Linked DNA regions of Homo sapiens: regions 2 and 3 are each linked to region 1. Evidence: chromatin loops called from intact Hi-C (ENCODE). Cell type or tissue: mammary epithelial cell. All regions are shown on one strand.

The links. Peaks named below come from ENCODE experiments on the same cell type or tissue, not always from the same donor. Only the 100,000 strongest peaks of a DNase experiment are listed, where the experiment ranks them.
Region 2: a loop joins it to region 1, with 2.7 times the contacts of the local background. A loop is called at or near these places in 10 of 110 quality-filtered maps.
Region 3: it touches region 1 in a loop (10-fold over the local background); 5 of 110 quality-filtered maps call a loop at or near these places.

The regions. Positions count from the first base shown.
Region 1 is chr2:117,831,460-117,839,459 of GRCh38, reverse strand. It overlaps DDX18 (DEAD-box helicase 18), which reads right to left. Exons shown (of 14, transcript NM_006773.4): 14 at 7,083-8,000. LOC107985939 (a long non-coding RNA gene) reads right to left here and starts at 5,729. Exons shown (of 7, transcript NR_158150.1): 1 at 5,663-5,729; 2 at 3,844-3,998; 3 at 2,936-3,075; 4 at 2,560-2,805; 5 at 1,109-1,802. In mammary epithelial cell, a CTCF peak has its summit at 3,371 (motif pointing left); no DNase peak of the experiment used is centred here; H3K4me3 peaks cover 178 bases.
Region 2 is chr2:117,982,112-117,990,111 of GRCh38, reverse strand. CCDC93 (CCC complex scaffolding subunit CCDC93) reads left to right here. Exons shown (of 24, transcript NM_019044.5): 7 at 4,043-4,143. Among named protein-coding and RNA genes, the nearest start is that of CCDC93, 28 kb to the left of the region's middle. In mammary epithelial cell, a CTCF peak has its summit at 4,866; no DNase peak of the experiment used is centred here; H3K27ac peaks cover 384 bases.
Region 3 is chr2:118,861,226-118,869,225 of GRCh38, reverse strand. No RefSeq gene overlaps it. Among named protein-coding and RNA genes, the nearest start is that of EN1, 18 kb to the right of the region's middle. In mammary epithelial cell, a CTCF peak has its summit at 3,902; a DNase peak (open chromatin) is centred at 7,265.

The DNA of each region.
Region 1 (8,000 bases):
ATGTGCCTAGGTGAAATCAGGGGCTTTGTAGCTGAGGAAGAATAGATAATGGGAATAGCATTTTTGAGAGGTTAAATTCCTGCTATTTTTCACCTTTCTTAAAATATTGAAGAAAGTCCACTATGGCTTCTGTGTTAGCTCATTGTCTTGATTATCCTTCTTTTTTTTTTTTTTTTTTTTTTTTTTTTTTTGACAAGGTCTTACTTTGTCATCCAGGCTAGAGTATAGTAGTTCAATCTCTACTGACTGAAACCTCCTCCTCCTGGGTTCAAGTGATCCTCCCACCTCAGCCTTCTGAGAAATTGGGACTACAGGTGTGAGCCACCACGCCCGGCTAATTTTTTGTATTTTTGGTAGAGATGGGGTTTTGCCATGTTGCCCAGGTTGGTCTTGAACTCCTGAGCTCAAGCAATCCACCTGCCTCGGCCTCACAAAGTGCTGGGATTACAGGAATGAGCCATCACGCTTGGCCTTCTGTTTTTAAGCCATTTGTTGTATTCTATTCCTTCCTCACTGACTTTATCAATTAAGTTACTCTGGTTGCAAGTAACAGAAAGTGACCACGTAACTTCAGGAAAAATGGGGAAAAAAATCCTCACAGAATTGAAGGGAAGGCTTGTGAACCTGGCTTAGAGAAGTCAGAAACTCGGCAGCTCTGGGGGCCTGGGAAACAAGAATTATTTGACAATCTCATTGAAATGTGATGCTAAGGTTAGTGAGCTTCAACTATTTTTTTTTTCAACCATTTCATCATGACTCCTGGGATTGTAAGTTATATTTGAGAACATGTCATTGGTTTAGCTTTTTCTCATGCCTGTACCTCCACTAGGAGAGGAGTGAGGGGGAAGAGATAATTCTCTAAAGAAAATAGATGCTATTACCAAAAGGAGAAATAGCCAAAAAACCTAAAAATGCGTCCTACCCTTCTTCAAATAGAACAATGGTTAATTTTACTGCTCTGGCCCCACCTGCTATTCCTTGCTACGCACCTCACTCCTCCGCCTCATGACCCTCTCACTACAGACCCGCTAGGCATTTGCAATATTCTCACTTTATGTAAGTTGTTCCCACTGCCTGGAATATCCTTCCAGCCCTCACTCTTCTTTACCCAAGAGATCTCTCCTGATGCCTCCTGTTTTGGCCCATGATTCCTCAGACCACGCTGGGTGTCCATCCTCTGGGTTCCCACAGGCTCCGCTCAGAAGAGATGAATTTCTATGTTTCTCCCACTGTGTGTAGACCAGGAGTGCCTTATTCACAGGGGTTGCCTTGCTTATCTCTGTTGCCAAAGCATCCAGTACAGTGCCTCACACAAAATAGTTACTCAATAAAATTATGATGGCTGGATAAATGGCTCTAAATGTCTTGCTGCAAATTCTCTTCTGACTTCCAGTCTCCATGCCAGAGCCCCTATGGCTGTCCAGCTGAATTCTCAGCTCTAAACTAAATCTTTCTTTTTTCCTGTCAATCAGCACCTCCTCCTGATTTCTGTTCAACTCCTATTTGCTGAACTCATACTCTGCTTGTGAGACATGAGGGAAACAAAGATAAATAAGATTCAGTCTATGCCTTCAAGAATTGTCTTCATTAGGGTTCCATAACTCCGGCACTATTGACGTTTGGGGCTGGATAATCTGTGTTGCAGGCGTCCTGTGCACTGCGGGATGTTCAGCAGTATCCCTGGCCTCTGTCCACTAGATGCCAGTAGCATTGTCCTCTCGGTCAGGACAATTAAAAATGTCTCCAGATGTTGTTAAGTGTGCCCTGAGGAGCAAAACTGACTTCAATTGGGAACCACTGGTCTAGATGCAGAGACATAAAGAAACAGAAAGAAAATTTCAGTATGAAGTAGATGTAAGGACAAGTACAGCAATGGTCTGTGAGGAAATTAAAATTGGAGGCTTTAAAAATACTTGTATCTACAAGGATGAACTGGCCAATAAGCTGAAGCTTAACCACACGAAATAATTAAAGGACATCATAAGACAGCATTTTCACAGGCGGGAAGGAGGAAAGGAGCTAACTAACACTTGTTTAGTCTTTGTTATGCAAAACCTGCTTTGCATTTGTTGATTTATTTCATTCTCACAATATACCAAAGTGTACAGCATGCTCTGCTAATGCCCACAGTGCTAGTTCATATAACCCTTACGGTATAAGGGCTGGATGGCGGTGCTGTCTTTCCATGTGACAGCCACGAGGCACAGGGAAGTTCCTTGCTAGTCAGTGACAGCACTAGAATTCAGACAGGAGCAGACTCCAGGGTCCAGCCCCACGCTGCCCCTTTGCCTCGGCTCATGCGGTTCACGTTGCCCGCACGCCTTGGCTTCTCTCTTCCTTTCTCCCCTTTGCTGTTAGAACATCCTTCGGGACTCAACTCCAACGCGGAGCCCACCCAACGCCGTTCTTGAGCGTTCAGCCCTTTAGATGGCGATTTCCTCGCTGTGGTACATTTTCCCCTGGATTTTCTTCAGATCCCTCTCACATGACTTTGTAGGAGGGGGCTGGAATCACTCCTGCACCCCCAGGCTCTTACTCTTAGTAGCCACACAAATATACCTGTGATGAGAATGGAGTCCAGGGCGCTGCTCCCAGGGAGTCTGACCTTTTTCAATGTCCTCACCCAAAGCCGCCCTGGTAACCGTCTGTTACCAGGGATGGAGGCCACATCCTCTGTGTCTTCGCCCCAGCACCTCCAGGCCTGGTTCGGGCCAGGCTCTCAGGCGCTGGCGGGTTCCTCCTGCCCGCATCTGAGGACACCAGCAGCCTTCCCTGGGGGCAGCAGGGAGGGAAGGGCAGCTCGGCCTGCGGAGGAACAGGAGGCGGTCAGGGAGCGGGAAAGCGCCCGGCCCTAGGGCTGAGCAAACCGCGCTGGCGTCCGGGTTAGGCCATCGCCCTCCCGTCTGCGGCTGACTCTGCGCTTCTCCTCCCTCACCGTGGCGTCCGGGTAAGACTGTCCTTCCCAGGGCTGCCGGGAGACCACCGTGGCGTCCGGGTAAGACTGTCCTTCCCAGGGCTGCCGGGAGACCACCGTGGCGTCCGGGTAAGACTGTCCTTCCAGGGCTGCCGGGAGACCTACGGCGTTGAAAGTGCAGGGGGCACTTGGTCCGGAGCCTCAGCAGCCTGGAGCCCCACTCCTCGCTCCACGTCCCCCTCAGCGCATGCTCTCGGCATGACTGGGTCGCGTGTTTGTCCCACTCTTCCCCTACACTCCGACCTTTCTTTCCTCAAGCTGGATAAAATGAACCCTCGATAGCGCTCCCCTGCCAGCAAAGGCAAGTCCAAAATCACCAGCTGCTGCTCTGACAAGCGTAGCCGGCCCCGTCGCAGCAGCTGTCCTGAGTCGGCACAGCCGAGAGCCCTCTGCTGGAGACGCCGGGAGCCGCGGAAGGGCCGGAGACTTCCCAGAAGGAGGCTCCCTTTTGCAGTTTTTTGGCCTAATGCCTCTGAAACCATGATTTTGATGGTGGGGAGAGGGTGTGAGAAACCGGTAAGTCCTAGAAAACTCTTGTTTCTGACCTTCTTCCCCTTTTCCTGATGTTCCTGATAATAGTGTCGTTAGGTCTTGTTTCTAAGATCTGACTTGGCCTGACTGTACACCTAATCCTTGTGTTTTCATTCCTTCCATTCTACGGATGAGGAAACTGAGGCACAGAGCAGGGAATTCACTTGCTCCAAGGCTCCTGTACATTCTGCCTGACTCCAGAAAGTGCTGCCTTGGGAGGTCTGACAACCCTTGGTTCCCCCTTTCCCAGCTGTGGACACTCCTCTAGAGGCTCTCAGCGATGCCAAGCATCCTGCTTTTGCCTGCCTCCCAAACCTCCAGAGCAGCTTCCCCATGACCTGTCCCGAGGTGGTGAGTTTGCCACTTGTTCTTTTTTCGACGCATCCTTGCCCTAGATGTTTCAAAGTCCTGGCCTTGCTCAAAATGTCCAATTTTCCCTGTGCCGAGGGGCAGGAGGCTCCAGGCAGGGAGGACAAGAATGGTGGCAAGCAACCTGGACATTTTGACAAAAAGAGGGAGAGAGAAACCAGACCTTAGCGGTTATTGTATCCTTGGGCTAATTATGAGCAACAAAAAGCCACTCAGTAATTTAAACTGAAACAGAATTAATTGAAAGGATATGAAATGGCTGCAGAACTAGGCTTGCAAAATAGGCAGGAACAAGGGCAGGTAGCTAAAGGGCAGGACCCTGGACAAAGTCATGGCACACACTCAGTCACTCTCAACCTGGTGTGAGCACGGCTGCTGCGGGGTGCCACAGCTGGAGCTGCCTGTTCCCAACACAGCTGCCTCTGGACCCTGGATGAGAAAGCTGCTACATCTACTGTTTCTGCTCCTGTTTTATTAGTTAGTATCTGATTCACTCTGGGCAAATGTATGTGATTAGCCAAACCCAGGTCACAGCCCCACCCTGGCTGCATGGGAGGCGTTTTTGCTTGTCTGATGGGAGGTGATCTCAGTAACCCACCAGTACTTGAAAGGTATTGTCTCCAAATAAAAGGTTGGATGCGGACTGGGTGAGGTGGCTCACGCCTGTAATCCCAGCACTTTGGGAGGCCGAGGCGGGCAGATCACGAGGTCAGGAGATTGAGACCATCCTAACATGGTGAAACCCCGTCTCTACTAAAAATACAAAAAAACATTAGCCGGGCGTGGTGGCAGGCGCCTGTAGTCCCAGCTACTCGGGAGGCTGAGGCAGGAGACTGGCGTGAACCCGGGAGGCCGAGCTTGCAGCGAGCCGAGATTGCGCCACTGCACTCCAGCCTGGGCGACAGAGCGAGACTTCGTCTCAAAACAAAACAACAAAAATTAGCTGGGCGTGGTGGCACATGCCTGTAATCCCAGCTATTAAGGAGGCTGAGGCAGGAGAATCGCTTGAACCCAGGAGGCGGAGGTTGCAGTGAGCGGAGATAGTGCCATTGCACTCTAGCCTGGGTGACAGAGCGAGACTCCATCTCAAAAAAAGGTTTGATGCTGGCTAGCCCCTTAAAACAAAAAATGTGTTTTTCCCTCCACAGAAAAGTGATCATCCAGTTAGAATTTTCCACATTCCCCTCTTATATTACAGGTACAGATGCTCTGAGTCCCAGAAGGGAGAGTGGCTTTTTTTCTCAAAGACATGTGGCCAAGGCAAATTGGTTTCTTCTTTGGTCCACCACCAATGGACAGGGATTGAATGGAGCACTGTGGAGGGATCTGGAGGCTTTGTTTGGTGCAAGAAGGTTCCATGAAGCTAGGCTGTCCTTCTTCTTCCCACACCAGGCATTCAAATGAAACAGCTGTTTCTCTCTCGAAAGTCCCAGCCTGTCTCTCTTCTGGGCAGCCCTAGTTTGTGAATGACTACAACGTACTAACACCATTGCCTGTGCTGGGCACTTTCACTTTGCAAGATGAGAGCAGAAAACATTTACTAAGAGTCTGTATGTGAATGGGTTCTAGTCTGGTTGCTCCCAAACCTAGCTGAGCGTGAGCATCACCTACATACCTCTGCCCTGGCAAAGGCCTACTGAATCAGAATCTCCTAGAGATGGGGCAAGAAAATCATAGTCCACTAGGACCCGAGGATGCAGGATTTCTAGGCTTAATAAAAATAGCTGGAATATTTGCCTGCATCTATCACATCATTTAGAAAACAATATTGCAACTGTTTATGCCTACCTTCTCTAATCTGTATCCATCCCAAGAAGGATCTGGGCGTATTCTTCTGTGTCCTCTGCAGTTTATGACATCTAACAGGCTTTTAATTTATGATGAATTAGGTTATCCAAACGCACACTGTTGTTGTTGCCACCCCATACTCAGTACAGTAACCTTGAAAACAGCATTAATATACTTGACAGCTACCTTAGGAAGGTGCTGCAGGACTGGACCGCTTTCCAAAGCCCAAGTCTGCTCTCCAGAATTCCAAGAGATCCAGACTGTTAGAAATCCTGTATGCCAAAGCCCAGACTGGCTCACGGTTTGGGATGAGCCTCTGTACCTGCTGCTGTATGGCAGCAAGTTTTTCACGTAGGATGCACGGAGGCCGGTACCATGGACAGAGCACTCAGCACCAGGGCACTGTCCTGAGCACTGCCTTCTGAAGGAGGTATTACTTTTGCTTCACTCATGAATCAGGCCCTGAGGTTAGCAAGTGGCACAGCTGGAATTTGAATCCAGGCATTCTAGTTACAGAGCTCTCACTTTTAAGCCCTGTATAACTTAGGGATCCTGTTTTGGGTATCTTGTTTTATTTATACAAAGCTGGCTGAGACTAAATAAATTTAGACATAGCAGTGTCATCACTTGCAGCCCACAGGACCCAAAGACTTACCTGCATGTAGTGATGTGCTTGGCTCCCCCACCTCACATTCTGCCTTCGAACCTTCATGGCTGCAGCCACCTAATTCCACCTGTCAAACGCTCACATTTGCCACCAAATGAAGCTCTTACTGTGCACGAGCCTTGCAGATGGTGCTGCTTTCACTCACTGTACGTGATACCAGTAACTGGCTCCTTCATATCTGAATCTGGCCAGGCTGGTCAAGTCTGGTTGTCTCTTGTCCCTAGCCTGGACCATCCTGCCACTACAATCACAAACAGCACCCAGCGAATACGGTAGTTCCCCCTTATCCTCCAGGGATACATTCCTGGATCCCCAGTGGATGTCTGAAACTGTGGACAACACTGAACCCTCTCTCTGTTCTTTCCTATACATTACCTGTGACAAAGTTTAGTTTATAAATTAGCACACTGAGATTAACATAAAACAATTATAATATACTGTAAAAAAAGTCATGTAAATGTGGCCTCTCAAAGTATCTTATTGTGACTACAGGTAATGGAGATCATAGATGAGGCTGCTAATGGACCTGAAGTAAGTTCTCATACAGCAGGGCCAACCCTGTCCACTTTGTTTATATGCTTTTCTCACAAAACCTCTAGAGACTGACTCATACTAGAGGTAAACAATCTCAAGACTACTGAGCACAAGACATACTGAGATAGGGACAGCCAGTTTGGCACATTCAGGTAGGTATCTTGAACCTAAATCCTGGCAGACCAAACAAGGGTCAACAAAGCATCCATAAACGAAATACAACATTGAAGTAATTATTTAATGACACAGGAAAATAACATGTTATGAAACAAGCTGGTTACAAGTAGTAGGTAGATGACTTAATTTTTGATAAAAAAATTAAAAAGCATGAACATGCATATAAAAATTAGATTATGTACAAAATGCCAACAGTATTTACTTCTGCTCAGTAATTAAATATTCTTCCCTTTGTTTTTGTCTTTTAAAAAACATTATTTCTGAAAAAAAAAATCAGAAAAACATGATCGTGGAGAGAATTATTAAACACCAGGAATTAGGAACCCAAGAAGCTAAGCCAGGAGCTCAGCAGTCAAGGTTGGAAGTCCAGGACAGGTCCGACCAGGGTGATGGTGGCCAAGCCCAGAAATGGAAGATTGTTCTTTTCTTTTCCTACTGGAATGTTCTTTACCAGTTTTCTCTATATTCGATGTTAGCACACTTATTTAATGGGATCCTATGATTAACTGGCACAACAGCAAAATGATGCTAGCAACTTTGGCTTTGAACTGCTACAAAATGTACTATCTTGTAGTTATATACTGTACAAAACACACTAGAAATCAAGTGCTCCTACAACGAAAAACTCATCTGACTAAATCACTGATTTTGCTGTTTTTTTTTCTAACTTTGTTCATTTTCAATCTTCACAGCAAATGTATTTTTTGTTTCAGGGCCTGGAAGAGGTATTTTTTTCTCAGAAAGAAGCTAACATTAATGTGTGCTGGGCACCGTCTGACAGCTTGGCTCTAACTCCAAGTAAGTTGCCCTTGTCTTCTAAGTACTCTACAGAGTGCAAAGGCTTACCAAATCCAAACCACCTTGAATTAAACAAATCTTAATGAGGAGCATCATCGTTCTTTGTATGAAAGTCTTTGTTATGTTACCAAATGAAGAAATGCAGTACATTACACCTCTATT
Region 2 (8,000 bases), 150 kb before region 1:
TAACAGGTGCCCACACAGTTTTATCCAGACCCAAAAGATACATTCATTTACTATTTGTCAGCATTTTTTTGGTAGTTTAGACTTTTGTATGAGAATAGAGGGGACAGAGAAAAGACTTCTTAGAGCTTCCAGACTAGTTGGAAAGAAGTGCACTGTGGAACTTACCGGATCATCTAAGAGACTGCCATTTAAAGTTACCAGTCCAGTGTGTTCTTCCATAGGGAATGCTGTGAGGAAGTCCTTTTCATTCAGCTTGTAAAATATAAATGTAGTGAACTAAGTAAAGCAATGTTAATAATAGTACACATCCATATGCATGTAAATATGTATATATCTTAGCCCTTACTATATGTCAGGTACTATTAAATATACCGATTAGTTTATTTTCGTAACAGCTCTGCTTATACCTAATATGCAGATGGAAAACCACAGAGGTTAAAGTAACTTGCCTCAAGTCAGAGAGGTATAGTAAGCAATGGAGCAAGCATTAAAACTCTAGCTTGTTTGACTCCATGTATTCATTCAGTAATATTAATTGAACACTTACTATATGCCAGACCATGTTCAAGGAGCTGAGGCAACAGTAGTGACATTCCAGCTAGTGAGGAGTTTGAGGACTGATCAAGAAGAACGACCTGACTGCAAGGTGGCAGTAGCATATATAAGCTTTCTTTGGGTGATGCTTTGACAGGTTTGCTTGCAGGGTAGAGGAGTCCCTTATACCATGAGACCATCCAGAAGCTTGCATGCAAGGGCCACATCCAGAGTAGGAGGAGAGGAAAGGAACTCTCCAAGATCATAGAGGAGGCTCATGTGTCTTGGTGATGTTGCTCAGCATCACACAGGGGGGAGTCTGTGGTCAGAGACCTATGAAGAGCCCCAGTGGCTTGAGGTCTACCTAGCCATAGGGTTTATCCTATCCGTGGTTGGAAAATGCCAACAGTTTTGAAGGGTTTGCAAAGTAGGCAGGCTCTAAATGACAAAAAGTCTGATTATTTAGGCTATGTATAAAACATTTTGATATGTAAAAATTTGAGTTTGTGCTGGTCAACTTTTGAGCCAATAGTTGTCAGTCTTCTGTGAAGAAGTAAACAACCCAGGAGCCATCTTTAGCTCATTTATATAACCCTCAGTGATCTTATTCTTACCCACCAAGTCATACTGTTTAGTGCAGACTCAAGGAGACCTGAGGTGGGGCTTGTGCCATACTTCAAAGAGCAGAAGATGTATACTTACATAGCAGAGCTCATGTAAAAGAAAATGGAAGAACAGGGGTGAGGGGTGTCACTGGAGGAAATTCTACAGAAATGATTGCCATCCATCCATCTTTCATCATTTCTTTCAGTCAATACCCAGGCACTTCATTTTTGTTATTTTATTAATGTGAGAATTTTTAAGAAGCACTTATTTGTCCCATTTATAGTAACTTTTTCTTATGAGATCTTTCAGGACATTGCACTTGGTGGTGAAAACATCTATGGGGTCCCTTTAGGTGAAAGGCAGAATTACTGACGGGACACATAGGCTAAGTAAGATGGATCTGTTGGAGTTGGGTTTGGGCTGCAAAGATGAACTGTTAAGGTCAATGGAAAGTATCGCTTCCTGTTGAGTTGGGCATGGGCTGGCCCACAGGAGCTTTTGAGTGTAGAATGCCAGATTGGCGGTGGCTGTTTCACTGCCTGCTCCATTATTTCAATAAAAAAGTTGTCTATGGTAATTGTGAGGGAAGCGATCAGGGATTTGCTGCAGACACTGCCATGGTACTGTGCTGTTCTACCTCCCTTCCCTGCATTGAGGAATGTGAACTTAGAGTAATTACTCTGACAGGTGAACCTGACTTGTAACCCAGACAGGCAAAGTAGAGCTCTGACTCTCACAGTGTAAGAGTTCTCTGCTTTACAAAAGGGTCACCTTAATATTTAACCCTGTGTGTGTGCCTTTTAGCATCTGCAAAAAAATAAAATAAAATAAATACATATATCATATATATATATATCTGATATATATATATGTATCAGAACCTAGATAAAGGGTGATGAAAGTACAGGTATGAGACATTTTGCAGAGTGCTTAAGTGTCTCAGTTCTGGAGTCATCCTGTTTTTATCGCTTACTGCCTTTTTCACCATCAGCAAGTTTTTTAACCTCTTTGTGCCTAAGTTCGTCTATAGAAAGATAACAAGGATAACTACACTCAGATGTGGGGATCAAATGGACAGCACAGATACAGCAGAATGTGCCTGGCACATACCTACTATTCAATAAGTGATAACTATTACAATTGCTACCACTATTAATGACAGAAGGATAAATTGATTTTATATTCCTTTTTAAGAGCACATCATGGAAAGCATGGTAGATTTTTTATTAATCTCAGACTACATTTTTTAAGGAATTATGTTACCAAGCCAGTATCTTTACAGGATTAAAATAATACAAAGGAAGAGACCCTGGGAGCATCCTTCAAGATCTGTTAGTACAACTTCATTTTATAGATACAGAAACTGAGGCCCATTGAGGGGAACTGCCTTTCTCAAGGTCATGCAGCTGATTAGTGGCAGAGATAGGGCTAGACATCAGCATTCTTGACCCTGTTGCTTTAAAGGGTGACTTAGCAATAGCTCTTTATAGTTGGCCTGTAAACCCCTGATATTTAGGTTGCATTACTTAGCTTCAGATTGTAGAATGAGTCTTGTGAGAGGGCTAGCTGAAATGGCTGGTGGGTGGCTAGAGTGGCAGCCTGGGGCAAGGTAGTGTCAGGGACAAGCCTTGAAATGAGAAACCAGGTTACCTAGGGCTAGGCCGCGTAGTGTCCCAGGGATCTTGGACAAATTATTCAGTGTCTGCTTCCTCAATAGTAAAGTAAGGTTGATGGTATGTGCCCTGTCTCTACTTCACAGTGTGGTTTATAAAGTGTAAAAGAAAGGTGAGATATATATGAAGATTTATACTTTAACATGTAAGGAATAATTCACAAAAGCCAACATTGTCATTGTTTGGCGGAATAAAAGGTCCTTTTAGCTGTTGGTGTCAGTATGCTCTTGTTTTGGAGTCAATCCTTTTTTTTTTTTTTTTTTTAATAGAAGAATCCAATTTCTTGCCTTGGGTTACTGACTCTTTCAATTGTAACTAAGTACAATAGCAGTTAAGCTCAAGCTGTAATAGTAGAGCTCAGTGGAAGCTAAACCAGGCACAGTAACTGACACCATGTAGGTTGATTATATTTTGCATCTCCCTGCAAGTCTGTTTTATGTTATTTATAGCTTCCTATTCGTGTAGACACCAGCAGTAAACTGGGGAATATTTGTGGCAGGAATTTCTAAGAACAACCTTTAGCATCATCTCAGGCCCTGATCCATTTCCTTTTCCACAAAATTGTTTGAGATTATATCGTATGTGTTACAGAAAGAATGTTTTTCTGTATGCTCGAAACTGTATACTAAAGTAAAATAATAAAGTTAACCAGAATTATCCATGGGGAACAATTCCAATTAAAATAAAATGCCAGTATCTGGTAAAACCTGGTAGTAATGCTTTTTGTGGTGATATCCAGGTAATGATTAGATGCAGTAAACCCGGGTAGTAGGGAAGAAGAGAGATGTGGGGACAAGCAGCCCGAATACCTTGCTGGCATAGCAGCTGCCTACCTGCACCCGGAGACCTGAGCAGATATTACTAGGGTATTATTTGACAGCCAGCTTAGCAGTCAAGAAGGACATTGATTTGGGGTAGCATGGCAGACCACTTCATTGGGGCTGAAGACCTGCATTTATTGATCACTTACTACATGCCACGTATTTCGTTTAGGATATATATGTGTGCAAGTGTATAATTTTAAAATATACCCCACGGTAGAGGCAGAGCTGTTGGCAGTGAGCCGAGATCGCGCCACTGCATTCCAGCCTGAGCGACAGAGCGAGACTCTGTCTCAAAAAAAAAAAAAAAAAAAAAAGAGAATATACCCCATGGCTGGAGGCATCCAGCAGCCAATTCAGGAGGAGAGCCTTCTCACACTCAGTAACTTGGCTGTCTCATCCACTTAGGAAGTGTACAAGCCCCGTCGGAAATACAAACGCCACCAGGGAGCAGAGGAGCTACTTGATGAAGAATCTCGAATCCATGCTACACTTTTGGAATATGGCAGGTAATGAGTGGGACCCAGTCTAGGTGTCTCTTTTAAAAGAAAAGCTAATTTAAGTTGCTTCATTTGGATTAACTTGACTAGCTTCTACCCGATTGAGTTTCTGCCTTCAGCCATGAGATTTCCAACATCAGGGACTTTTCTCTGGTAATGAATTACCTGTTTCTGTGGGCATCCTTTGCAATTCCTCTCTGGAAATGTGCACCTGGCTCTGCCTTCCTTTGGGAGTTGGGGTGTTCCAGGCATTTACAGAGGCTGAGGTACTCTGTCCTGCATGCCCCTGTTTGTTAAAATCTTCAGGTAAATGAAAACAGTTTCAGTGATTTCACTTTAAGTGTTAGAATAATAATTTCAATTTCCTGTGAATATTGTCCTAACTAGGAAAATGAAGAACTTAGAAGTAGTTTTGTCACTTCTTAAAAACATCTCTAGTTTAAAAAAAAAAAATCTTATTTTATATCCTTAGTTTTTACTTTAAAAAAAAGTGCAAGGACATGCTTCTCCCCATTGAATTTTTTGCTTGTCACTGGGTATTAACCTTTTATGTCACGCATTCTCTTCTCAGGGTAACTGATTCCTTGATGTGAGTAAGTCTCCTTGTGCTTCCTTTGTGTTGGGAGAGGCTCCTGTGTGCTGCTCTGCCTCACAGCCCAACCCTTGTAGGGTGGCTGGAACTAACTGCATTGCCACTGGCGTTTCCCTAAGTGAGCATCTGATGGCTTTGCCTGCCCTCTAGGGTACCAGAGAGAACCAGCAGGAAATTAGGTTTAATTATTCTAGTTTCCAAATGGAATTGCATGCAATTGCTTATGTTTTTTTTTTTTTGTTTTGTTTTGTTTTTTCTTCCTAAGAATAAAAACTAGTCTGTTTCTAAGGAAATTGAAGTAGTTCTGGCCCTAGGCTGCGTGTGATGGCTGCCCCCACAGTTCACTAGTTGCTGCTGTGAATTGAATGCCTCCTCCAAGTCAGGCATCACCAGGACTAGCTATGTAGTGAAAATGCCAAGTAACTTGTTAGCAGTTATTAATGATGATTAATTATTAAGAATTTAAAGACAACAACAACAGCCAAGTGAGAACTCTTCTAAGCATGGGGCCCTGTGCTAGTGGACGGGTTGTGTGCTCAGGAAGCCAGCCCTGGGAATCATGACAGAGTCTGTCTAGCCATGCCCAGCTGTAAGTGAGCAGGTGAGGCTGCACAGCTCTGGGAGAGCCAGAGCTGGAGAGACAATCTCTGTGGGTGTCACGTGTCCCAGAATGAAGAAGTTCTTGGCAGAATGTAGTGGATTTTGTGAGTTTGTATTATTTATGCATCCATTTTTCCATCATCATGGAAAATAGGATTTTCCTGAGGGTGAAAAGGAGTTAGAAATTCAGTAAATTGCCCACCTCGCTGAGACCATGTTGACAGAATTCTAGATCAGTATTCTTGTTCTGAAATTCTCAGGTTCAAATGGGATCTTTTGTATATATGTTGTAGATAGTAGCTAGTATCACCATCTGAAGGCTGGGAAAGTTCAGAACCTCCCTGTCTGTCATCAGGAGTGATTGATGCAGTTTGAGGTGAGAATCTGGCTTGGCCTCTTTAGGAAAGGAAGCAAGACAGATTTTGCTTGACTCTTCTCAAACTCTGAGAGTGAGAAAGAGCAGTGTCTTGATACCAATCCTGGTTCCTGTTGGTATGGTCATGCTGACTTCTGCTAATTTCTACGGCTAGGGTGGGCATTTCCTGAAGGTTTTAGGTTTGGGGGTTTTTTTTGGGTGGGAGAGAGATGTTATTTTGTTTTTTTAGCTTTTTTGGCAAGGAGAGGGTAAGTTTGTGGCAGGTGGAGTAGTGGGTACTTAGGACATTCTGATAGTATATTTAGCTCATTCTCCTCTTTGAGACTAATAATGACAACATTCAGAAAGGTTAAAAAATGACTTTCTTAAGGTCATAAACTATAAAGAGGCTCAGATTGGCACTTCAACTAAGATACCTTGAACTTCAAAAGCATGTCATTATCATTGTCTGCAAATACTGTTTGAGCCTTCAGTGAGAGTATATTTTTAGGTTCTGAGTTTTAGGAAGACTGGGCATGTCTATTCTTTGGTCTGAAACTAAATAAGAAGAGAATGGTTATTAAAACTGACAGAGCAAATCAGATAAAATGTACAGCCCCAACAAGTGTGTGTTCTATTCCACCTCCCTGGGAAGGCTTCTCCCTTCCTTTCTGGCAGTCTGTTTCCTCTAGGTTCTGTTCAGCATTCTCCACTGCATGGAGATCTTTCCCATTAAATGAGGATTATATGACTATATATATATATATATATATATATATATATATATATATATATATATAATTTTGAGCAGTTTGTTCAATGTAGAAAACAGTAAATGTTAACCATTGGCTGCTGTCATCATTCTCCTTATTATAATCATCATTATTAGCAGCAACAGTTCAGTTTTCAAATGCCCTCAGATATGACCTTTTCCCCTTACAGTTCTCCTTGTCCTTGTGTGTTTATGTATGAGTGAAGAGGGGAAGCTTCCCCTTGGCCCTCTGAAGGTTCACTGAAAATGAACTGACAAAAGGCAGATTAACAGGAGAAAATGGCATACATAATTTATTGTGTGGGGGGAAAACCACAGAAGTGTGACTACCCAGTAACCCAGTGATGTCCAGATGCCTATATGTCCTTCTTCACAGGGGAAGGCAGATAGGGAAATACGCCAATTGGAGGGGTAGTAAATGATGTTTAGGGGAAATGAATCAGACCATGGTTAATAAATGACTTTCTGGAAATTGAATAGGATGGGAAACAGACCATGGTTTGGGTTCTAGGCGTGGTATTTAATTTTCAGTCTCTTGCTCTGTGGTAGATAATGAGATTTCAGGGAGTGGATGGAAGACACTTGTGTTTTCTTTAACGGGTCCAGTCTTTATATAGATAAGAGAAAAAACCCTGTTCTAACATGTGACCTTCAAGTGCCTTTAATTCAAGTTATTCAGCATATTAGGGTGCCATATTTGGGGGCAACAGCCCGTGGACTCCTTCACTTATTACCCTTCACACTAGCCCTCCCTCTAGCATGTGTATGGGAAGTCTGGCCTTTTCTCCCCTGCCCCTGTCAAACAAGGCTGGCCCCCTGCTGGCCCTGGGACTCACTTTGCTCCATCTTCCCTTTCCCTTTAACATTGCGGCATTCCTGACTTCCTCACGCACCCCCCCCCCCACTACACTATGGCATCACAGCTTTAGGAGTCCAGATCTCTCTTCCAGTGTTTCTATTTTCTACCTTATCTTACCTCTTGTCAGGGGGAAAGTATTTTGACTTCTAGAGCAAGAAGGTCTGAAATCAGTATTTCTTCCTTGGGGTTGAAGGTCACTCATCAGCGTTACACCCACAGTGCCCTTTGGCTTTTAGGTCCGCATTCCATCTCCTTCCCCCATTTTGACTCTCAGTTGCTTAAATAAAGGTGAATTATGAACCTTGTCAACTATGCTGAAGGCCTTAAGGACTGTTTATCTGTTAAAAACATAGTTTGGGTATATTTTTCTAAGTGTTAATGGTGTTAGGAAAACAAGACTTATAGTTTTGATTTTGGATGTAAACAAAATTGCACACCTATAATATTTCAGTTTTGTTATGGGTTCAGTCAATTTTGAGAGGCTAACTTAAGCACCTAACCGTGCTATGAAACTGCTACTCTGGGGAAATGCATTTTATGTGCCATATATTTGACTTGCAAGAGGAGGTTTGGAGCACAGCCACCAGAATGCTGGAGTTAGCCTATTCCTCAGTATTCAAAGCCTAATTTTGAGTTCTTGAAGTCATTCTAGGCAACTCAAAGTTAGGCCTTGAATACTAAGGAACAG
Region 3 (8,000 bases), 1.0 Mb before region 1:
GTTAATCCATTTCTGCTGTTTCTGATGAATGTGTATTTGATGCAATACAACTTGATGCTTTCCACCACAATGTGATGGAAATTTGTGACCTAGCACTTTGACTTCATTTATATACATGAGAGCAGGGGTTTGCAAACTGAGGCCTGTGGACTTTGTTTTTGCTAAATAAAGTTTTATTGGAAGTCAGCCACACTTACTTGTTAAGATATGGCTGCTCTTGTAACACACAACAGCAGAGTTGAGTAGTCGCAACAGACACCTTAAGGCTTCAAAGCCTACAATATTTACTAGCTGATATTTTGCAAACAAAGTTTGCCAACCCTGATCTAGAGACAGTTTTAAGGTATCATTTTCTTTTTACCTATAACTTTCTAGAACCCATACCATTTTAACAGGCTTTATTTTTAGAACAGTTTTAAACTCATAGGGAAATTGAGAAGACAGTAGAGAATTCCCATAGACTCTCTCACCCAGTTTTCTCTGTCATTGACCTTAGCATGGTACCCTTGTTACATATTGCTACATGATTAACTAAAGTCCATAGTTCATTCACATTTTCTTAGCTTTTATCTAAAGTCTTCTGCTCCAAGATCCCATCCATTTACTTGACATATTTCCTTAAGCTTCTCTTGGCTGTGAGAGTTTCTCAAACTTCCCCTGTTTCTGATGACCCTGACAGTTGAGCAGTACTGGTCAGGTGTTTTGTAGAATGTCTCTCTGTGGAATCTATTTGATGTGTTTCTCATGATTAGACTGGGGTTATGGACTTTGGGGAGGAAGACCACTGAGGTAAAATGCCATTTTTATCATTATATGAAAGACATGTACTAACATGATTTATCACTGTTGCTACTGACCTTGATCACCCAGCTGAGGTAGTATGTGTCAGATTTTGACACTGTAAAGTGACTCTTTCCCCTATACTCCGTGGAGGGAACAAACGCATCATGCACAGCCCAGCCCACACTTAGTGGGTAGGGATGTATCCTCTTCCTTGAGGCTGAAATATATAACATATGTTATATATAATGTTACATATTATATATGTTATATATAATGTTACATATTATATATGTTATATATAATGTTACATATTATATATGTTATATGTTATATATAATATATGTTATATGTTATATATAATATATGTTATATGTTATATATTATATATGCTATATGTTATATATTATATATGTTATATATTATATTATATATAATATATGTTATATATTATATTATATATAATATATGTTATATATTATATTATATATAATATATGTTATATATTATATTATATATAATATATGTTATATATTATATTATATATAATATATGTTATATATTATATTATATATAATATATGTTATATATTATATTATATATAATATATGTTATATATTATATTATATATAATATATGTTATATGTTATATATTATATATAATATATATGTTATATATTATATATAATATAATATATGTTATATGTTATATATAATATAATATATGTTATATGTTATATATAATATAATATATGTTATATGTTATATATAATATAATATATGTTATATGTTATATATAATATAATATATGTTATATGTTATATATAATATATGTTATATGTTATATGTTATATATAATATATGTTATATGTTATATGTTATATATAATATATGTTATATGTTATATGTTATATAATATATGTTATGTTATATATTATTTATATAATATATGTTATATATTATTTATATAATATATGTTATATATTATATATTATTTATATAATATGTTATAATATATAACATATAATATATTTTATTTATAATATATAACATATAATATATTTTATATATAATATATGTTATAGTTTATACATGTTATATAATATATGTTATATTTTATACATGTTATATATAATATATGTTATATTTTATACATGTTATATATAATATATGTTATATTTTATATATGTTATATATAATATATGTTATATTTTATATATGTTATATATAATATGTTATATTTTATATATGTTATATATAATATATGTTATATATGTCATATATACTATATATAATGTTATATATATTATATATAATAATATATTATATATTATATATAATGTTATATATATATTTTATATATATGTTGTGTGTATGTATATATATATATATCAGAATAGTTTTACTGCCCTAAAAATTCCCTGGGCTTCACCTATTCACCACCACTTTCCAAGCCCCTGGCAACCACCAATCTTTTTACTGTGTTCTAGAGATATTTTTACACATGTATACCAAGAGACAAAAACAAGAATGTTCACAGAAGTAAAGAGCTAGGAACAACCCAAATGTCCACTGACAAGGGGATAGATAAATAAAATGAGATTTATTCCAGCAATGAACTCTTATACAGCTGATAACCTGACTCAAGCCCTGTTACATGCATGCAACAGTGACGAATCTTGGAGAAGTAATACTTAGTGAAAAATCTAGTCCCATCGACCATAGAATATCATTTTTTATGAAACTCAAATACAAGTTAAACTAAACAACATGTAATAAAACCAGTTTTTAAAAGGCAAAGAAGACCAGGCATGGTGGCTCACAACTGTAATCTCAGCACTTTGGGAGGCCAAGGTGGGTAGATCGCTTGAGCCCGGGAGTTCAAGACCAGTCTGCGCAACATGGTGAAACCCCGTCTCTACAAAAAAAAAAACAAAAAAAAAACACGAAAATTAGCTGGAAATGTTGGTGTGTGGCTGTAGTCCCAGCTACTCCAGAGGCTGAGGCAGGAGGATCACCTGAGCCCAGGAGGTCAAGGCTGCGGTGAGCCATGATCTTGCCACTACACTCCAGCCTGAGTGACAGAGTGAGACCCTGTCTCAAAAAAACAAAGGCAAAGATATAAAATTTAGGATAGTGATTAGTTTGGGCAGAGGCAAGGGAATGGGACAGGGAAGACACGTATATACAGAAGATCCACCCACCTTGGCCTCCCAAAGTGCTTTGATTACCGGTGTGAATCACCATGCCTGGCCTTCATTGCCTTTAAAAACAGCCTTTATTACATATTGTTTACTTTTACTTGTATTGGAGTTTCATAAACATAGAATCACTGTTGTTCTAGTTCTTGAAAGTAGTTCCTAAGTATTTATGGTTTGATTTTAAACACATTCATTGGTAGGTATACATATATATCCACATACATAGATATCTCTTGTATGTGTTAAATATATTAGGTATTTTTAATTGTGATAATGCCTAATGTATGGGATTGTTGTGAGAATTAAATGAGATAATATATGCAACAATTGACAACAATTGCATTTATGAGTATTATCATCTCCTAAGAAATCATGGTTGGTCTCCAGAGACACAGATCCAATATTTAAAAAAAAGGAAAGAAATCACATTTGGCCACTTCAGCTCCATGTTTGGGTCACCTCCTGAACTGCGAGTTAGACTCGAGACTGGGCCTTTCTTGTAGGTCACCACCAATGAGGCAGTATTTGAGTCTTCTTCATCAGTGTCTCAAATTCCACCATTAGATTTATGAACTTGGGAAGCCAGAAGTGACTTTAGAGGTCATCCGCTATAACCTTGAGGAGGAGAAGCCCAGAGATGTTGAATGGTTTTCCTAAAACTACTCAGTTCTACTCAAGGTTCTTCTAACCCTCAGTCCACAGCCATTTCCCCAGTGGTTTAGGGTGACAGGCCCAATATTATAGATGTGGAAGAACTGAAATGAGATGGAGAGAAGTGAGAGGAGAAATGGAGGTTGGAAAGACAGCCTTCTACAAGTTTAGGATTTCTGATGCACTGGCCCACTCAGCAAGAGGTGGGTGACATCAGGACTGCAGAACTCAGGACCTGCACACAGCCTGTGACCGGTGTAGTATCAAGAAGTGGCCATACGATGTCACCAGAAACCAGTATTTAGAAATTAGTCAGCAGGGGCTCCCAGCCTACTCTGGGCCTTTTGGTTCCTGTCAGCAGGGGCTCCCAGCCTACTCTCGGCCTTTTGGTTCCTGTCCAGTGGAAATGAAATTTTACTGAAATTCTGAGGTGCTTCTGAGCATGTGACTAACAAGAGAAGGAAAGTAATGAGCAAGTTCTCAAAATAGTTTCAGAAGAGACAGGTAGGCCTACCTGCTCAGAGGACACTCACTGCAAAATTTTCTTCTCAGCAAAAAAGAAAGGCTGCAGGACCTCTCTAGAGCAAAGAGCTCCTTTCCAAATGGGAATGAGATACTTTGTAATCTTTTTTTCTTCTTGCTAAGCCTTTGAAATCTGGTGTGCATTTTACACTGACAACACACCTCAATGCAGACCAGCCACATCTCAAGTGCTCAACAGCCCCAGATAGTGAGGAGCCACCATCCTCAGGGGAGCAGACACAAAGCCACATCACATGGAGTCAGCTCTGAGAAGCAGTCTCCATACAGTACAAGGATATGAGCGTCCAGGAGCATCTGTTCTGAGTGGAAGGATGATTTGTCAGGCAGCGCTGACACAGCCTGGACTCCCCCAGATTCTCTGCCACCTGCTAGATAATGCCTGAAATTCTACCATCTGCTCCTTTTAGGTCTCATATCCTTTAAACCCTAAATGGGACTTACCCTTCTCTCTCTTTTTTACTCACGGGGTAGATCTGAATTTATGGAGGGATGTAGGCTACGAGGTCTGTCCTTCATGGGAAAAGTCGCAGACCAAGAGGACAGAGGATCCGCTTCTTTGACCCATTGTAGACTTGCCTGATAGCCTCCCTGACTGTGCTTGGAGGGGTACTCAGCAGCCAAGGTCACCAGGCCTCCCAGCAAACTGGCTTCCCCGGGGCCAATCGTCCGACTCTCGGAGCCCTGGAGCGCTGATTCCTTCCGCCGCTCTGGACCCGGGTTAGCCTGCTCACACTGGGAGGGGGCCTCTCATCTACACAAGCTTGAGCGGTTTCTGCTGGGCAGAAATTGGGATTGTCTCCACTTTGCCCCTGCAGGCTTAGGAAGGATTTCAGTTTGGTGGTTTCTACAGGCCTTGGACCCATTTTACTCTATGGACTTCTGATATAAACTCGGCCCCTTGTGCTATTGTGGGACCTGATGACATGCTAATATCTGGGAGAAATGATGAACATTTCAGCTCCCAGACCCCACACCAGTGCCAAAGAGCCTGCAGTGTGGAAGAGGCTGAATGTAGGGGGAGAGAGATTGGCAGCCCATGGAGGGGTAATTTTGGCAGCCCTTGGAGGGAGAGAAAGGCTCTCTACATCAGAATAGAAGCCTCACTTCCTAAACATCCTGTCGAAGTAAGAGTGTGTTCTTAAGAGAATTAACCAAAATTATTACACAAATTCTTGGGTTCCCACAGTCCATGGAAAAAACAGCAGCCAGCATGGAACTACAGATACCTAATAAGGATTGGGAGTCATCTGAGCCCCCTGATGTTGAAAATCATCAAATAAAGCTGATTTATTTGATGCAGCTCAGGGCTGCACAGGACAGCTTAAGCCTGCCCGTTCTCCCCGTTAGAAGGCTCCTCTCGGGTGAGCACAGTGGCTCACACCTGTAATCCCAACACTTTGGGAGGCCGAGGTGGGCGGATCACCTGAGGTCAGGAGTTCAAGACCAGCCTGGCCAACTTGGTGAAACCCTGTCACTACTAAAAATACAAAAATTAGCCGAGCGTGTTGGTGTGCGCCTGCAATCCCAGCTACTCTGGAGGCTGAGGCAGGAGAATCACTTGAACCCGGAAGGCAGAGGCAAGTTGCAGTGAGCTGGGATTGCGCCACTGCACTCCAGCCTGGGTGACAGAGAGAGACTCCATCTCAAAAAGAAAAAAAAAAAAAAAAAGAAGAAGAAGGCTCCTCTCCTCCTGCTCCAGCCTCTCCTTGCTTCTCTCCCTGGTCCCTCTCCATCTCCCCAGCCCCACTCTCCTTACTCCCTTCCCACCAACCAAAGGGACCAAAATGTTTTTTAAAAAATGTCAATTATTTATGAAATTCCTAGGAAAGGCAATGCTTTCTAGTGAAACACAACTTCATGAAAGCAAAAAGGCAGGAGTTGTTGCTAAAATCTTATCTTCACTATCAGGTGTGTCTCACTGGGTGACTTACCCAATTTGGAAGCAAATGTTTCATGATGCAGCAAGAATCTTGGCTGGAGCTGACTAAAACAACAATAACAGCAGAACCAACTTGTTAGAAAGTTACCAAAGTGATGTGTGCATATGAATTCCCCACTTTTTCCTAAAAGTTCTCAGACATCAGCTCCCATTCATGTGTGTGGAGGGGACATGGTTGTTGACTGGCCCATTGTCCTGGGTTTATAACTGTATAATGTGGCATGGAAACCACACACCTGCAAGGTCGCCTGTGAAGTTGAGAAGGTTTCAGAGGGAGAAGAATCATATTTTTGAATTGCAGGATTTGCATGTAGATTTTTCTTTTTATCCAAAGAAGCAGCAGGCAGATGACCAGGCAGAAAGGCCACTGGCCCAGAAGTCAGTCCCTGCCTGCCACTGACTGACAGTGTGAGCTTGCATATGCCACCTATCTCCCTGTGCTAGGACTTTCCCAACCAGAAAGCAGATGAGAGGCTGGACACGGTGACAATCAGGCATCTCACTGTAAAGAAGAAAGGAAAAGCAAAGCCTGTATTTGGACAGGAGAGAGTGAAATGGCAAACTCCAAAATTCCTTTCAACTGTGCATGCCTATTTTGTATGTGTGTGTGTGTGTCTGTGTGTGTGTTGTCAGTGTCTGACCCTACAAACCTCTGATCAGAGTGCAACCATGAAGTCTCACTTGGCCTAAACCCCAAAAACCCAACACTGCCACTGTTGATAGCATTCTTATTTGAGTGCCTTTTTAAAAAATAATTACCTGGGAAACCACCTGTTTCTGTACAATATTAAAAATATTTTACTTCCAAAATTAAGGTGTATTTGAGTTATTGTTGCCTAAGACAAACAAAACAAAGCATTTCGTTTCTAACTTTTTTTTTTAAAGCTATGCTCTTCTCAAATGGGGAGGGCTGTGTCATCACGTAGAAGGAAAAGCTGAACTTTGAACCGAATTGGGAAAGACAACAAAAGGTAGCTGAAGGAGTTCGAGTTTGTTATTATTCTCTAAGTCATTAAAACACAAAATTAGGACAAGTTCAAGGATGAGGAGTGTCATTAAAATATCTAGGTGATTCTTTAAAACCCCTAAAAGGCCCAGAGGTTTCTGGGGTGGAAATTCCCAAAAGCCTCAATCATGAGTCACTGTAATTTGTTGCCCTCAAAGCCTCCACTAGTTTTGGCAGAACTCAGGGCCCCAAATCTGGAGTCCAGCAACAGTAGGGAAACTTTTTATGGGGAGAGGATGGTGGGAAGGGATGGGTGGTGGGGAGAAATTGCCTTATAAGGAAACTCTTAAGTCCTGGGGAAGGCCTGGTATTTCACCAAACTAAAAAATTGTTAAGGGAAGATCCTTGAACCCCTTACTCCTCCCATCAGGAATTCAGAGAAAGAAGAGAGTGAGGGATATGTTATTCCTCAACACAGACTTGTACTATATCCCTCTCTTTAAATGTGAAGGGGTAACCCACTTAAGGGAAACATAGCGATTTCCTAGCCAAGCTACGGAGCATAGAAGACACGGAACTCACAGAGGTCAGACAATGAGGGAACATGGCTGAAGCCACTGGACACACCACAGAGACAGCCAGAGCCTCTGAGGCAGCCAGACCCAATGTGAGGAGCAACCACACCCTGGAAGCCCTGGGGGCAGGGAGGCACAGACGAACCTGTCCAAGCCCTCTTCCGAGCTTGATTGCCTGCTCTGCCATCAATCCTCTCTGCTTCCCCTCCAGCCTCTGATGACAGGGAGCTTACTCTTTATAGTCTTTCTTCACTGCACTCAGGACGGATGCTCCAGATAGTTCACAGTCAGGGTGGCAAAGGAGTCCCCAAGACTCCTTTGGGTCCCCCAGTCGAACACTGCCTCTCAATGGAGTGGGCAAGCAG